2 separate regions of the Homo sapiens genome follow, and region 1 is linked to region 2. A link is a contact called in ENCODE Hi-C or POLR2A ChIA-PET data. All regions are on one chromosome and are shown on one strand. The core of a region is the stretch at or near the end of the contact, and the rest is flanking DNA. Distances in the headings are between cores, read along the strand shown.

What was found. A loop is a pair of places that touch in the nucleus more often than their neighbours do. ChIA-PET counts read pairs that join two places held with the same protein, here RNA polymerase II (POLR2A). Pooled maps may share reads with other maps.
Region 1: a loop to region 2 is called in a map of aorta, with 2.7 times the contacts of the local background. The contact joins two enhancer-like sites. A Hi-C loop is called at or near these places in 1 of 168 maps with a recorded cell type or tissue (aorta) and 7 of 50 pooled maps. POLR2A ChIA-PET finds 5 or more read pairs at or near these places in 3 of 52 experiments (PC-3, PC-9 and WTC11).

What each region holds. Positions count from the first base shown.
Region 1 is chr9:88,253,580-88,261,110 of GRCh38, forward strand. No RefSeq gene overlaps it. Among named protein-coding and RNA genes, the nearest start is that of SPATA31C2, 120 kb to the left of the region's middle. Within about 2 kb of position 5,197, at least 7 of the 41 ENCODE cell types and tissues checked have a DNase peak (open chromatin) inside an H3K27ac peak, as active enhancers do.
Region 2 is chr9:88,191,624-88,199,216 of GRCh38, forward strand. It overlaps the pseudogene LOC100129340. Among named protein-coding and RNA genes, the nearest start is that of SPATA31C2, 57 kb to the left of the region's middle. Within about 2 kb of position 5,987, at least 8 of the 41 ENCODE cell types and tissues checked have a DNase peak (open chromatin) inside an H3K27ac peak, as active enhancers do.

The DNA of each region.
Region 1 (7,531 bases), core at 3,947-6,446, 61 kb after region 2:
AATATGCACACCATCATTTTAAATAGGAATAATACAGGGTAGTCACAGGAGAATAGAACATTCCAGGCAGAAGTTTCACATGACTAGCAAAAAGAAACTGTTGAAATAGCTGCAGCAGCTATAGGCTGATAAGACTCTGAAAACCCAGGGTATAGACCAAGCTAGCTAAAACCTTCTGGACCCAACATGGTGCTGGATTTGACCTAGGTTTCACCTAGGACCTCATTATATGTTCATTAACATTCTAAATCATATACCCACCGGTGTTATGACGGTTCTGAGAATCCCCATATTTGGTGTACAAATGGGTGGCACCACAGTTCCAAGAAATCTCCACCTTTTTCCAGGAATCTTCATGGATATTCCACCCCTTGGTTACAGAAATTCATAAAGGCAGCAGTCCCAAACTCCCTTTTGCGTGACTCTCTTGAGTACACGTGCACTCCCTTTTCTTGAGTGTGTACTTTTCCCTTTACCATAAATCTCTACTTTCACTATTTTCTAACCCAGCCTTGAAGTCATTCTCCAAACAATGTTAAGAGCCTGGACATCAGCTGGGGTTCCTCATCTGGTCCCACCAGTGTTTGGGGACCTCCCCCAGCCCACTGGTATCAAATTCAGTAGAAATTGTACTTTGAGTACCCCTACAATCATTCTGTTTTTCACTTTCAATACAGTATTCAATAAATTACATGAGATATTCAACTATTACAAAACAAGCTTTGTGTTAGATAACTTTGCCCAATTGTAAGCTAATGGAAGTGTTCCGAGCATGTTTAAGGTAGGCTAGGCTAAGCTATGATGCTCAGTATGTTATTGTTTGAAACATATTTTTTTTTTTTTGAGATGGAGTCTCACTCTGTCACCCAGGCTGGAGTGCAGTGGCGTGATCTCAGCTCACTGCAACCTCCACCTCCCAGGTTCAAGCAATTCTCATGCCTCAGCCTCCCACATAGCTGGGATTACAGGTGCACACCACCGTGCCTGGCTAATTTCTTGCATTTTTAGTGGAGATGGGTTTCACCATGTTGGGCAGGCTGGTCTCAAACTCCTGACCTCAGGTGATCTGCCCACTTCGGCCTCCCAAAGTGCTGGGATTACAGGCGTGAGCCACCACACCCAGCCTGAAATACATTTTTAACTTATGGTCTTTTCAACTTGTAATGGGTTTTTCAGGACATAACGCATCAGAAGTTGGGGGACATCTGTATTCTTTCATAGTTCTGGAGGCTGGAAATCTGAAATCAAGGTTGTCAGGAGGATTAGTTTCTCCTGAAGCCTTGCTCCCTGGCTTGTAGACAGTTGTCTTCTCCCTGTGTCCTCACATGGTCATGCCTATGTTTCTGTGTCCTAATCTCCTCTTCTTACAAGGACACTAGTCGGATTGGATTAGGGTCCACTCATATGACCTCATTTCAACTTAATCGCCTCTTAAAAGACCCTGTCTCCAAATACAGTCATATTCTGATGTACTAGGGTTAGGGCTCCAACAGATGAATTTTGGGGAGGCACAGTTCAGTTCATAACAGAAGGGTACCTAGGGAAGATGACATTAAAACAAAGCATTGATGATGTTCACCATGTGCACATACCCAGACTGAGAGGGAACCCAAGTCCTGGCTGGGTCCTCAGCTTTGCAGAGTCAGAAATTCAATTTTGTAAATGCTCGGTCTCCCAGGAGAGTCTTGTGTGACTAAACTCACAGAGGCTGTGAGCTCACTGTACGCAGAAGCCCAGTTTGATCTTCTGTGATGAGAAATAGATTCCAAATAGGCAGAAATACTCGTGTTGGCTGGTGTGCCAATTTTCTCCCTGGAAGAAAGTGTCACGAGACACAATATTTCTCTTGGGGGAACGTCAAAAAAGAGATAATTTGAGCAGTGTTTTTCAAACTGCAGATCACAACCATTAATCGATCCAACTAAACAGAATTGATTTAGTAGGTTAACAACTACCTTTGCTAGTGGAATCTAATAGGATAGAATGAGACGTAGTGTAAAAAATATGGTCTCATCAAACATGCATCAAAGTGTTTTCAGCCAGTTACAGTGGCTCATGCCTATAATTCCAGCACTTTGAGAGGCCAAGGCAGGAGGATCACTTGAGGCCAGGAGTTTGAGATCAGCTGGGGCAACATGGTGAGACCCCATCTCTAAATTTTTAAAAATCATGAAGTGTTTTGTATGTTCCCATGTGTGTCTGTGTGTGCATGTGCATTGAAAGCAAGTCCCAATGTCAAATGTATTTCTTTCTTAGGAATGTGTTCAAAGATTAAAATTTGAGGCCATGCGTGGTGGTTCATGCCTGTAATCTCAGCACTTTGGGAGGCCAAGGCAGGCAGATCACTTGAGCCCAGGAGTTCAAGACCAGCCTGGGCAACGTGCCAAAATCCTGTCTCAAAAAAAAAGAAGAAGGAAAGAAAGATTAGCTGGGTGTGGAGTGGCACGTGCCTGTGGTCCCAGTTACTCAGGAGGCTGAGGTGGGAAGATTGCTTAAGCCTAGGAGGCAGAGGTTGCAGTGAGCCGAGATCATGCCACTGCACTCCAGCCTGGGTGGCAGCAATACCCTGTCTCAAAATAAAAGAAAATAAAAATGTGAAATGCCATACATTGGACAAACTTGAAAGCTAGATCTTTCCACCCTGATGCACTTGTCTCACTACAGGATTGGGTGTGTTCAATTGACCAGATATTTTGCCTTACTAAAATATCGCATGAGTAGAACTCTTAGTTGTAAAGGAAACACGCAAAAATAGTGTAAGGGAAAGGACCAAGTTACCATAAGTATGTGGAGGAACTAGACCAGCCACTGGGACCTGAGCAGAGAAACAGCCTCAGGCATGGTGGCGGGAGCCTGTAATCCAAGCTACTCAGGAGACTGCGGCAGGGGAATCGCTTGAATCCAAGAGGCAGAGGTTGCAGTGAGCTGAGATCGTGCCACTGCACTCCAGCCTGGATGACAGAGTGAGGCTGTAACTCAAAAAAAAAAAAAAGACGTGACTATTGAGCCTCCTAACAACCCTATAAAGGAGTTCCTATTTGGCTGGAAAGGAAAATACGGCACAAAGGAAGTAACACCTGCAGAAGGCCAAGAAGATTGTTCACATTACAGCTGACTTTCCCTTGACTCCAAGTCTGAATTCTCTCCATTGCACCCCAACGCCCTCCACTGTTAAACTAGATTCTGCCAGCTTGGCCAATCTCAAATCACCGTCACTTGAGTATGTATGATGTTTAATCTGGGAATGTTGTTGGGATTTAAAGCATTGGACAAATAGCAGGTTTATATTTGCTCAGAGCAGTGTGGGCTGCAAACCTGAGAAAACAAACACAGGAGGAAAGCCCACTGTCTGTGGGGGGCCTCTGGAGTTGACCTGGACATTCAGCTGTAACCAGAACTCTTCACTTAGCTCCTCCAACAAGGCAGAGTTCGTGGGGTGCCTATGGGTTCCCCAGAAATTGCCATGGATCTAACCTGATGGTTTCAAAACCTGTTAATGTCTTAGAACAGGTAGGTAGCTTCAGGTGCCACTTTCTCATTGTGCAGGTGTAGAAAGTGATCTCAGAAGGGCAGGGGCTTTCTCCAGATGTCCTCAGGACACTGTCCAGGAAAAAGTGCTCCACCAGGAGAGGCAGTAAGTGCTGGAGCGGGACAGGGACCCAAAGAGAGAAGTGTGGAGGGGGCAGAGGTGGTGCGCACCAGCCTGCAGTCCAGGTGTTGCCAGTGGGATGTCAGCCTGGTAAAGGAAGGAATGTGGATGGCCAAGGGCACGGCCCAACCTCCCTGAGCATCAGACAAGGCAGCTGTTTTGCAGGCCTCAATGCCCTAGAACCCCAAATGTTTCTGTGTGCTCGTGATCTCTCCTCAGTCTGTGCAGGATTACAACGCAAGGTACTGAGAAGTCAAGGTTGGATTTTGTTTGTTTGTTTGTTTTGTTTTGAGACAGAATCTTGCTCTTGTCGCCCAGGCTGGAGTGCAGTGGCGCCATCTCAGCTCACTGCAACCTCTGCCTCCCGGGTTCAGCAATTCTCCTGCCTCCCGGGTTCAGCGATTCTCCTGCCTCAGCCTCCCAAGTAACTAGGATTACAGGCGCCCACCACCACACCCAGCTAATTTTTGTATTTTTGTTAGAGACAGGGTTTCACCATGTTGGCCAGTCTGGTCTCAAACTCCTGACCTCAGGTGATCCACCTGCCTCGGCCTCCCAAAGTGCTGGGATTACAGGCGTGAGCCACTGCGCCTGGCCTACATGTTTTTTAGCCTCAAGTGTCTGGATAACACAATGAAAGCATGCTTGCCTGCTGGATTGTACAGACCAAGCCCCTCAGCATGCACAAATGGTTATCTTCAGTCACTTATACTTCCTAAGTTACCAGAATAACCTTGCACTCTCTCTCCCTTTGGCAACACAAACCTCATAGATTGGAAAATAGTCTTTTCTGCTGTCTTAATGCTTGCTTGCTTTCTATTCAAAAACTACTGCATGACTATACAGCATTTGAAACTCACTGTCTGATTGGAATTTGGGAAACATTGGCTTTCTTAATGCTGATTCTGCATTTCCTGCTGAAATTGAGCTCTCAGCTTTGAGCAGTCCCACTGAAACCAGGGGCAGCCAGCCGGATTCTCTGCAAGTCAGGAAATGAGAGCCAGACTCCCTTGCTTGTCTCTATGGACACTGGAGTCGGTTTCCCTTCCTGGGCAGATGAAAGGGTGAGGTCATTGCACATGATTGAGTGGTGGAGAAACTCAGCCTTCTAGAAACTAAGACCAAGCAATCATCTCACAAGAAAACATTTTGGAAGCTAGGTTTTCATCAACAACATTAAATAAATCACTGGTTTTTAAAGACCGGTAAACCCCAATGGCAGTCTGTCTGGATTTGTTCTAAAACTTAAAGCATGAGTTTTGCTTGTAAATGAGAGTTCCCTGAAATGCCAGCAAAAAAAAAAAAAAAAAAAAGCAAACCCAATCCTTTGGGTAATAGGAACCACAACAAGGAAAAATAGGAACCGCAACAAGGAAAAACATTTTTTTAAATAAATAAAACATTTCATGTTTATCCTCAGCAATTTCGTGTTTAAAAGAAACAAACTCTACAACTGCTCAGCATTCTTCACAAGGAAGGTGTGCCTTCAGCCTCCCGGAAAAGTCTCTCGGCTGGTATGACCTGGCCTGTTGCCGGGAAAAAGTGAGATTTGGCAGACACGGGCGTCGGGACAGCCTGCATGGTTACTGGACTGCAAGGTCTGGCCCCGTCAAAGCAGACAGCTCTATTATCCCCACAGCCTGCAGAACTGGGGTCAGGCGTGTCCTGATGCTGGATCTCTGCCCTCCTTCTCCCGGTTCTCACCCTGTAGGTGTCGGATTTGACCATTTGCACAACAACCCTCACGTTGTCATTCCCAGATCCTCATTGGTGCATTGTTCTTTTTGTTTATAGTAAACTTTATTTTTTTAGAGCAGTTTCAGGTTCACAGCAAAAAGGAGCAGAAAATACAGAGCATTCCCATATCTCCCCTGCCCTATAGACACACAGCCTCTCCCATTGTCAACATCCCCCACAGAGTGGTCCATCTGTTACCATTGATGAACCTACACTGACACATCATCACCCAAATCCGTGGTTGACACCGGGGTTCACTCTTGGCATTGTACATTCTGTGGGCTTGGACAAATGTATAATGATGTGTCCACCACTGCGGTATCCCACAGACTAGCTTCACTGTCTTAAAAATCCTCTATGCTTGACTGATTCATCTCTAATCTTTTTTTTTACTGTCTCCATAGTTTTGCCTTTTCCAGAATGTTAGAGGGTTGGAACCATATAGCCTTTCCAAATTAGCTTCTTTCACTTAGTAAATAGGTATGTTCCTTTTGGAGACCGTATCTCTGGCTCCTGGTTAAAGAGCAGGACTAGCTACATAATTCGTGACTGAGTGCAAAATGAAAATGTGGGGGCCCCTTGTTCAAAATTATTAAGAATTTCAAGATGGTGATAGCAGAGTATTAAGCCAAGCATGGGCCTTCTGAGGGCTGGGCCCTGAGAAACAGTGCAGCTGTCAGCCCATGAAGCCGACTACTAAAGAGTAAGGTTTTGTTTGTTTGTTTGTTTTGTTTTGTTTTTGAGACAGAGTCTTGCTCTGTTGCCCAGGCTGGAGTGCAGTGGTGCGATCTCGGCTCACTGCAAGCTCCGCCTCCTGGGTTCACGCCATTCTCCTGCCTCAGCCTCCCGAGTAGCTGGGACTACAGGCGCCCACCACCACGCCCGGCTAATTTTTTGTATTTTTAGTAGAGACGGGTTTTCACTGTGTTAGCCAGGATGGTCTTGATCTCCTGACCTAGTGATCCGCCTGCCTCGACCTTCCAAAGTGCTGGGATTACAGGCATGAGCCACCGCGCCCAGCCAAGAGTAAGGTTTTAAAGCAAGTGCCCAACATGTGAGTGGGTCCTTTGTCTTCTTCAGATTCCATAAAGCTAGGACATGTAAACAAAAGTGTTTATTATGTTTTTTTTATTATTTGTTTCCAAAATGCTTCCACAGTTGCCAACAACCTCAGTGCTCAAGCACTTTCTCAAACAACACAGCTCAAAAAAAAAGAGGGACAAAGTCAGGAGCTCTGCTGATTACTTTCCTAATTTTATCAAAACAAAAAAATGCAGTCTACTCAGAGGGATTGGGCTGTGAAGCACGAAGCCCCCTCAGTACCCATGAGCTGACAATGAATAACATTTATCGGTAAAAAGAAAACAGGCCCCTCTTTTGACGACATCTTGAATTGTCTTATTGATGACGAGGCAGGCTTATGTATTTCCAGGTAGCATGATACTAATGTAGAGAGCGCTGCAGCCGATTGGTTAGCCGGTTTCCTGCTCACAGAGTGAAATATGCCAGACTCCAGGAAATCAAGGCAGGCTGCAGCACGGGTGCAAGTCCCCGTGCTGAGGAGCACACGTTTGCTCTGGCTTGCACCTTATTATTGTCAACTAAATGATGGGCACCATAGCTGTCACTCCCCCTTGCTTTCTCCCAAATGCTGGTGCTTTAGAATTCATGCAACAGTGCAGAACACTGAGGGAAAATGCTCCGTCTCACATGCTGGCCAGACCCGTTAGGCAGAGAGAGTTTGGGGCGAGGGCTGCAGAGAGGACGAGGGAATGGCCCCAGGTGGCACGGTGCCTCACCAGCACACATGGATGCAAAGGGCATTGGTGTCTAGAGCAGCTGCAACGTGGGCCCACAGGCTGGGTGGCTGAAACAACAGACATTTACTTTCTCACAGTTCTGGAGGCTGCAGGTCTGAGAGCCAGGTGTCGGCAAGGATATTTTTCCTGAGACCTCTCCCCTTGGCTTGCAGGCGGTGTCTTCTCCCTGTGTCCGCACGTGGCTGTCCCTCTGTCTGTGTCCTCATCTCCTCTTCTTGTAGGACACCTGTCATGTTAGTTAGGACCCACCAGTATGATCTCACTGTAAGTTGATTACCTCTGTAAAAACCCTGTCTCCACATACATCCACTGAGGTCCTGGGGAT
Region 2 (7,593 bases), core at 4,737-7,236:
GCTGCCTTTGAGCCACCTGCTGGTTTTTGCCAGTTTCTTCACTGCGTCCTGTTTTGACCAGATCCTGGCTTGGTCAGCAGGGTTGTGACTGGAAAGCAAATCCTGCCAGCCTCCTTCCTCAACTGCACGTTTCTCATGCTTCTTAGATATCACTGTCTTTGGTGCCTGATGTCCATGCAATGTTGTTCTTTCATGTATTTATTTTGGTTGTTTCAAGCAGGAGATTGTTACTCCATTTCAACCAAATTTAAAGCCCTTTAAAATCTCTTCCATTTTACACTGTCTTCTCCATTTGCAGAGGCATCAGATAAAATTCCTTTGACTTTCTGCAGTCTTTCTTTGAATAGTAAACCTAAAAATATACTTATTTTTGGATATTTAAAATATTTCTCTAGTTATTATAGTGCAAGTTCATTTTTATATTTCAATATCAGGCTTTCATTTTAATAGCAATATTATTTTCTACCTTATACTTACTCATATTACAACTTCTCTCAAAATGCTCTGTGAAGCCATTTCTAAAGTTGAATCAGGAAATTATCTAGCAAAGGCCAGGAATTAGGATTATGGCTTTATTACAATAATAGAGTGTCACTACCATACTTCTTTATAAGGCAAAAATGTTATCCATATTGTGAATGAAATTTCCATAGTAGTGTCTTCAAAAAGTAATGAGTACTTTAGTATTTTTTTAATATACAGAATAAATATTTTTTTAAAGTATCAGTGTTTTCCAGGTTTCCTTGAAGTCCTAACAAATATAAGAACATTTCCCATTATTCTAACTGTGTACTTATATTCCCACTATTTTCCTCCATTATAGAAATGCCATACTGTCTTTAAGTGTTCTCTTTTTTCTTTCATTATTAAAATAGTAAAAATGATATTCAAAGATTTCCATGACTGAGCCTCTACTGACTGTTTCACACTTTCTGCTCCACCCACATGGAGGATTCTAAGGCCCCCTCACGGGCCATACTTAACTGTGTCCACCTCCATGTTCTCTGTTATCCTCCTGAGATGAACCTCTTGCCCCTTTCCAATGTGTGCCATCCCATCTCACCCTTCCGTAAGGAGCCAGCCCCAGCACCAAATCCAGGAAGCCTTTTCAAGATTTCCCTCCACCTCAACTCAACTCTCCCTCTTGGAAATTCCACTGAATTTTGTTTAAACTTGATTTTAACTTTGTTTTAGAGTCTTTTGTTTATATTTCTTACACTGCTAGATCAGTGATTCTCAAAGTTTAGTGCGCATCAAAATCACCCAAGGAGCTTGTAAAGACTTTGCTGAGCCCTACTCCCAGAGTCTCTGGGACCAAAGAATTTCTAGCATGCTCTCAGCTGATGCAGATCCTGCTGGTCCAAGGAGAACACTTTTCAGAACCCTGTGGTCTAGACCCCTTGAAAGTAGTATCCATGTCTCATGCATCTTAATTCCACAAAGTATCCAACAAAGTGACTTGCAAAGTGCTGTTCAATAGGTTAGCTTTATTAGTATTGAATTTCTGGACTTCAAAGGTGTATTTTAGAAAATGTCGTATGTATCAATGTAATAAAAAAGAATCACAGTTACAATGAAGAACCCAAAAGAAGTTGAAAAAAGAGCATAGGATCTGTTTATAAGTTTGCCTGCTTCATCAGTGAATAAAGCAATGGGGGTTGGGGGGAGGCAGGCGCAGTGGCTCACACCTGTAATCCCAGCACTTTGGGAGGCCAAGGCAGGTGGATCTCCTGAGGTCAGGAGTTCGAGACCAGACTGGCCAACATGGTGAAACACCGTCTCTACTAACAATACAAAAATTAGCTGGGCCTGATGGCAAATGCCTGTAATCCCAGCTACTCGGGAGGCTGAGGTACGAGAATTGCTTGAACGCGGGAGGTGGAGGTTGCAGTGACCTGATGTCACACCACTGCCTAAGCCACAGCGTGAGACTCTGTCTCAAAAAAAAAAAAAAAAAAAAAAAAAAGCAAAGCGGGGAAGTACGAAGTTGGGTGATTTCCAATATCATATGTACCAAAGTTTCTGGTTAATTATTCCAGTTTTGGCACAGAGAAAAGGTTTTTTGGTTCTTAACCATTGCATAGTTCTAGGGATTAGTAAGTTCAATATGAGTGTTTTGTTCATTATTACTTGGGAAAAATCAATAGAAAATCTGGTGTTAAAAAACATCAGATACAAAATTTAAAGCTCAACAAAAGACAGCCATGCGTAGGGCAGTGGGGAGGTGCAGAACTCTGAGGATGAGGTTGTCTGGGTGTGAGTCCTGGCTGCATCTTGATGCCTGTGTGCATTTGGGTGCTCTCCTCTGTAGAAGAGCGCTAAAAATAATCATGCATGCTTCCGAGGGTAAAGTTCTCAAAACAGTGCCTGGCATACAGCTTTAGTTAAAAATAAACTAGCAGAGAGTCTGCTTAGGTTAGTCTATGCTTTCAGTGACCGTATTTTTCCAACTAAAATTTAGAACAAGAGCGATACTTGGGCCACTTACGGGAATAAAAGTTTCTCAAAATAATCCTGTGATTCCTCAGATATTTCTAGAGTTTATAGAATCCAAAGGCAGTATATTACATAGAAAAAAAAATGTTTAGACACTCCAGGTTGTCTAGTATCCATATTTGTATATTCTCAGCCCCCATCTTCCATTTCCCCCAAATATCATATATCTCCAGGGAAAGGAAACCAGAGTATTCTCCTCCCAAATTGAGAGTAGGCAGGAATAACTCACATTTTCATCAGTTTCTCCAGTCTTTATGTGGGTAGATTGATCTAGAATGGAAAGGATTTCATGGTAACGATTGTAGGGAAGTTTAGATGTTTTCCCAGAAGGTTTGATCATTTTAGTTTATAAAACAAATAGGTTAACAGAAAAGAAAAAAGGCTTACTGGCCGGGTGTGGTGGCTCACGCCTATAATCCCAATACTTTGGGAGGCCAAGGCGGCGGATCACTTGAGGTCAGGAGTTCAAGACCACCCTGGCCAACATGGTGAAACCCTGTCTCTACTAAAAATACAAAAATTAGCTGGGCCTGGCGGTGCACACCTGTAACCCCAGCTACTCCGGAGGCTGAGGTGGGAGAATCGCTTGAACCCAGGAGGCGGAAGTTCCAGTAAGCCGAGATCTTGCCACTGCACTCCAGCCTGGGTGACACAGTGAGATTCTGTCTCAAAAAAAAAAAAAAAAAAAAAAAAAAAAAAGGATTACAAATTTTAGAAACGTGCATATGAGCTTCGGAGTCATACAAAATATAAAAACTCAGGCCAGGCATGGCGGCTTACTCTTGTAATCCCAGCACTTTCAGAGGCCAAGGCAGGTGGATCACCTGAGGTCAGGAGTTCCGGACCAGACTAGCCAACATGGTGAAATGCCGTCTCTACTGAAAACACAAAAATTAGCTGGGTGTGGTGGTGTGTGCCTGTAATCCCAGCTACTCAGGAGGCTGAGGCAGGAGAATTGCTTGAACCCAGGAGGCGGAGGTTGCAGTGAGCCAAGATCTCGCTATTGCACTCCAGCCTGGGCAACAAGAGCAAAACTCCATCTCAAAAAAAATAAAATAAAAATAAAAACTGAAAGAAATCGCCAGATGGTTGACACTTTTCTACCATCTTGTGGTTACAGAAAGAATGGAGGCTCAGAGCACGGCCAACGTAAATTATGGCAGTAAGAGATTATGGAGGGAGAGAAGAGGCCTGTCTCACAAAGGGGAGTCCTGTTATGTAGATGATGAAACCTCACAGGTTGCAGCTCTCGGAGAGAATACATGGTAAGAGTTTCCTTCAGACCTTTAAAGATGTTGGATTCTCAGTTAATCTTTTTTAGATCTGGATAAGAGAGGGCCTCAGAGGAGGCCTGGCTGCACCGTGCAGATTCTGCACAGATGCAAAGTTTCCCAGGAAAGACAGTTTTTCAGGGCTACTTCTGTTTGCAAGCCCTCTGAACAGCCATCTCAAAATACGTCAAAGAAGGATACTTTGGAGCGAAATATTTTGGTTTCCTTCACGATCCTCACTGGAACCCATGATAGCCCACATCCTGGCCCTGAAGTTTTAGGGTGTTAGGTAATGTATATAAACAAAATAAGCCAAAGGACACCTAAAAAACAAGCAGGCAATTTCTCAGCAACTTTATTACTTTTATAACGGGTTAATAATTCTATGGAGAGCCCTGGAATTTACTACAACTTTCTGCCTTTGTTTCTTATAGAAGCAAAGGGAGTTACCAGTAAGGTAGTAATAAATTCCAAGAATCACTTAAAGATTGCTTTTATCCATGAGAAACATACCTCAATAACATGTGGGGGCCAAGGCAGGGCTTTCCCTTTGACCCTCTCTGAAGTTTCACTGAAAAATCAACTTGCAAAAGGCAGATTAATAGGAGAAAAGCCATACAAATTCATTTAACATGTATACATCGGGGGCCTTCTGAATGAAGACCCAACTTCCCAGTGAGGTACAGAAGCTTATATACCATTCTGAGGTTAGGAGACAGGAATAACAAGGGTGGTTGCAGGAGAATAGAAAATTCCAGGCAGTGGTTTCACATGGCTAGCAAAAGGAAACTGTAGAAATAGCTGCAGAAACTATGGGCTGATAAGACCCTAAAAGCCAGGGTGCGGACTAAGCTGGGTGAGACTAACCGGACTCAATGTGGCACTGGATTTGACCTAGGTTTCACCTAGAACCTCATTATACGCTCATTAGCATACAAATCACACACCCACCAGCACCATGACAGTTCCAGGAACATCCATATTTGGTGTGAAAATGAGTAGCACTAGAGTTCCAGAACATCTCCACCTTTTTCCAGGAATCTTCATGAATATTCCATCCCTTAGTTAAAGAAACCCACAAAGGCAGCCCCTCCAAACCCCTTTGCATGTGACTGTCTCTTGAGTACACCTGCACTCCCCTTTCTTGAGTGTGTACTTTTCACTTTGCAATACATTTCCGTACTTGGACTATTTTCTGACTCAGCCTTGAATTTATTCTCACTGGGGTGGAGGTCCCACTAGCAACTGGGGACTTCCCGCAGCCCACTGATGTCAGTTACAGAAAGAATGGGAGCTTGGATCCTGGTAAAACAGGTTATGGGAGTGGAGAGAAGAATTCCATTGAGGGGCAATAAATGATTACTAGAATGAATGACTGTATGGGAAACAGAAATTAACTTGTAAATAGTTCTCTTTGGAATTTAAATGATCCCTGGAGCAAGTTATTATCTTCTTTTCTGTAATGGATAAGGAGATAACAGGGAAGACAGCAAGAATAATTGTTCTCCTTGGTGAGTCTGTCCTACCTGTATGTATAGATAGGAGAAAACCAGTGCTTATTGATCTCTAAGGGTTTTTAATTTAAAATACTCATTATACCAGGGACCTGTATTTTGGAGTGAAATACTTTGAAACAACCAAAGGCAGAGAGATAGTCCCAAATTATCGATGAGAAGATTAAGTAAAGTGGGCAGAAGAGAAAAAGATTATATGTCTATAATACTGCTACCCTTCCATTACTTCTCACATCGGGCAGAATTAAGATATTTCCCAAGACTGAGACACTCATGGAAGGCAGCCAGCCGTCACCACAAATCTTCATAAGCTCACTGCAGCTTTCCTGCTGCTACACACAGGCACATTCTCTCCCCCTCTTCTTTTTTTTCCTTCCTTCCTTCCTTCCTTCCTCCCTCCCTCCCTCCCTACCTCTCTTCCTCCCTTCCTTCCTTCCTTTCTTCTTTCCTTCCTTTGCTGAGTCAAACTCAATTGTGTGTTACTTCTACAAACATTTTGTTATAAATATTTTCAAACATACACAAAAATAAAGGAAGTATAAAATGAATCTTCACGTATTTATTACCCAGTTTCAAGTATAAACATTTTGCCAATCTTGTTTTATCTACTCTCCACCCCTTCCTCTCCTCACCACTCAATGTTTCTCTGGATCATTTTAAGGCAAATTCCAGGTTTTCAGTCTTAAATGTATCACGTCTGTCTAAAAATAAGCACTTAAAAAAAACCTAATCACAGCACATTATCATACTTTCCCAAATTAATATTTCTTGATTTCATCTAATACCCAGTTTGTTTTAAAATTTTCTCAAAAATAACTTTATGCAGTTGGTGTGTTCAAATAGGCTCTATGCAAAGTCTACATCGTGCATTTGATAAATCTCTTAAGCTCTTTCAATATGTGATACTTCCCCTTCTTCTTTCTGGCTTTCAGGCCATATGTTTGGTCTGCTCAATTTTCCACAGTCTGGATCTTGATGAATTGCATTCTTATGGTGTAACTAACACATTCTTTTGCTTCTTGTATTTCCTGTAAGCTGATGTTTACATTTAGAGGCTTGTTTAGACGCAGGTTTGAATTTTTTTAGCATGAAAGTTCCAGTTGCACTGCAGAATGTCTGGTGATCCCAGGTTTAGCACTTTTGAGGTTGATCAGTTAAAAAGTAGCTGTTTGGGAGGCAAAGGGCACATGTTAGTCGCCTTTGCATGCCCATTGTCAAGCACAGCATTGTGCCTAGAGCAATCCCTGGCAATGTTTACTGAGTTGAAGCAGTTGATGAAACCCAGATTTGTGAGACTTCAGATACAAATCTTCTATTCTCAGCTGAGATGCCTAAACTTTATTAATTCACATCTGTATGTTGTAAAAGTTCTATTTTATTTTACGACCTTAGCCAGTTTTGACCAGTTCACCTTGGCTGCGGTTGTTTCTGTTTCATCTTTTTCTCATAAATAGTGTCAACCTTAAATAATGAGATTCAGAAAATATGACTAAGGATAGAGTTTATTCGAGTGCAAAGCTTGAGGATAGCCACTCATGAAGCGTCAGCTCCAAATGAATATGGTCAGCATTCCCAAGTGGAGAAGTTAAGGTTTCACTTTTACAGACAGAGACAAAGACATTTTCAGAGGATTACAACATTTTCTATAGGAGACCAGTGCATACATTAAAGCAATTTGATTGGTCACAGATTGCTACGTGCCAAGGAAGATTACTTTATTACTCAATGAGGAGGGATGGTGATCTGAGGAGGTCTTCTCTCTCGTGCTGTTTGGTCTTCTTAATTATTCACAGGGGGAAAAAAAGGCGGAAGTTGCCGCTGCACGTGACTCAGGCTGCATAGCCACATTTGTCTCAAGGCTCAGAATAACTTAAAGTTCCAACAACTTGAAGTTTGAATTATTTAATTTCACAATAGAAATTAAAACAAAGATTTTAACGTTTCTTAATAAGAAGAAGCCATCTTCATGCGAATTGTGAAATTTTTAAATTAAATATATTTTTAAAGTTAGTAATTTACTCAAGCGTTGTTTAGACATTGTTTTAGAAACTGGTATCTTGAGTGTCTATGCTTGTCATCTTTCATGATGAATGGTCCCTGTTTATTTGCAAAACTTGCCAATCTGCCAAAGCTTTATTTGCTGGGAAGTTAGCATGTCTGGGAAAGTAACACTTTCTTTTTGCTTTAGTAACGTATAAATATTTTTAAAAAAGGATATACATATTTTTAGGAAAATATTCTTAGCAAACCCAAGATTGAGATCTATGAGTTCATTTTTCCCCTATTTTTCTACACCTTTAAAAAAATTCCCC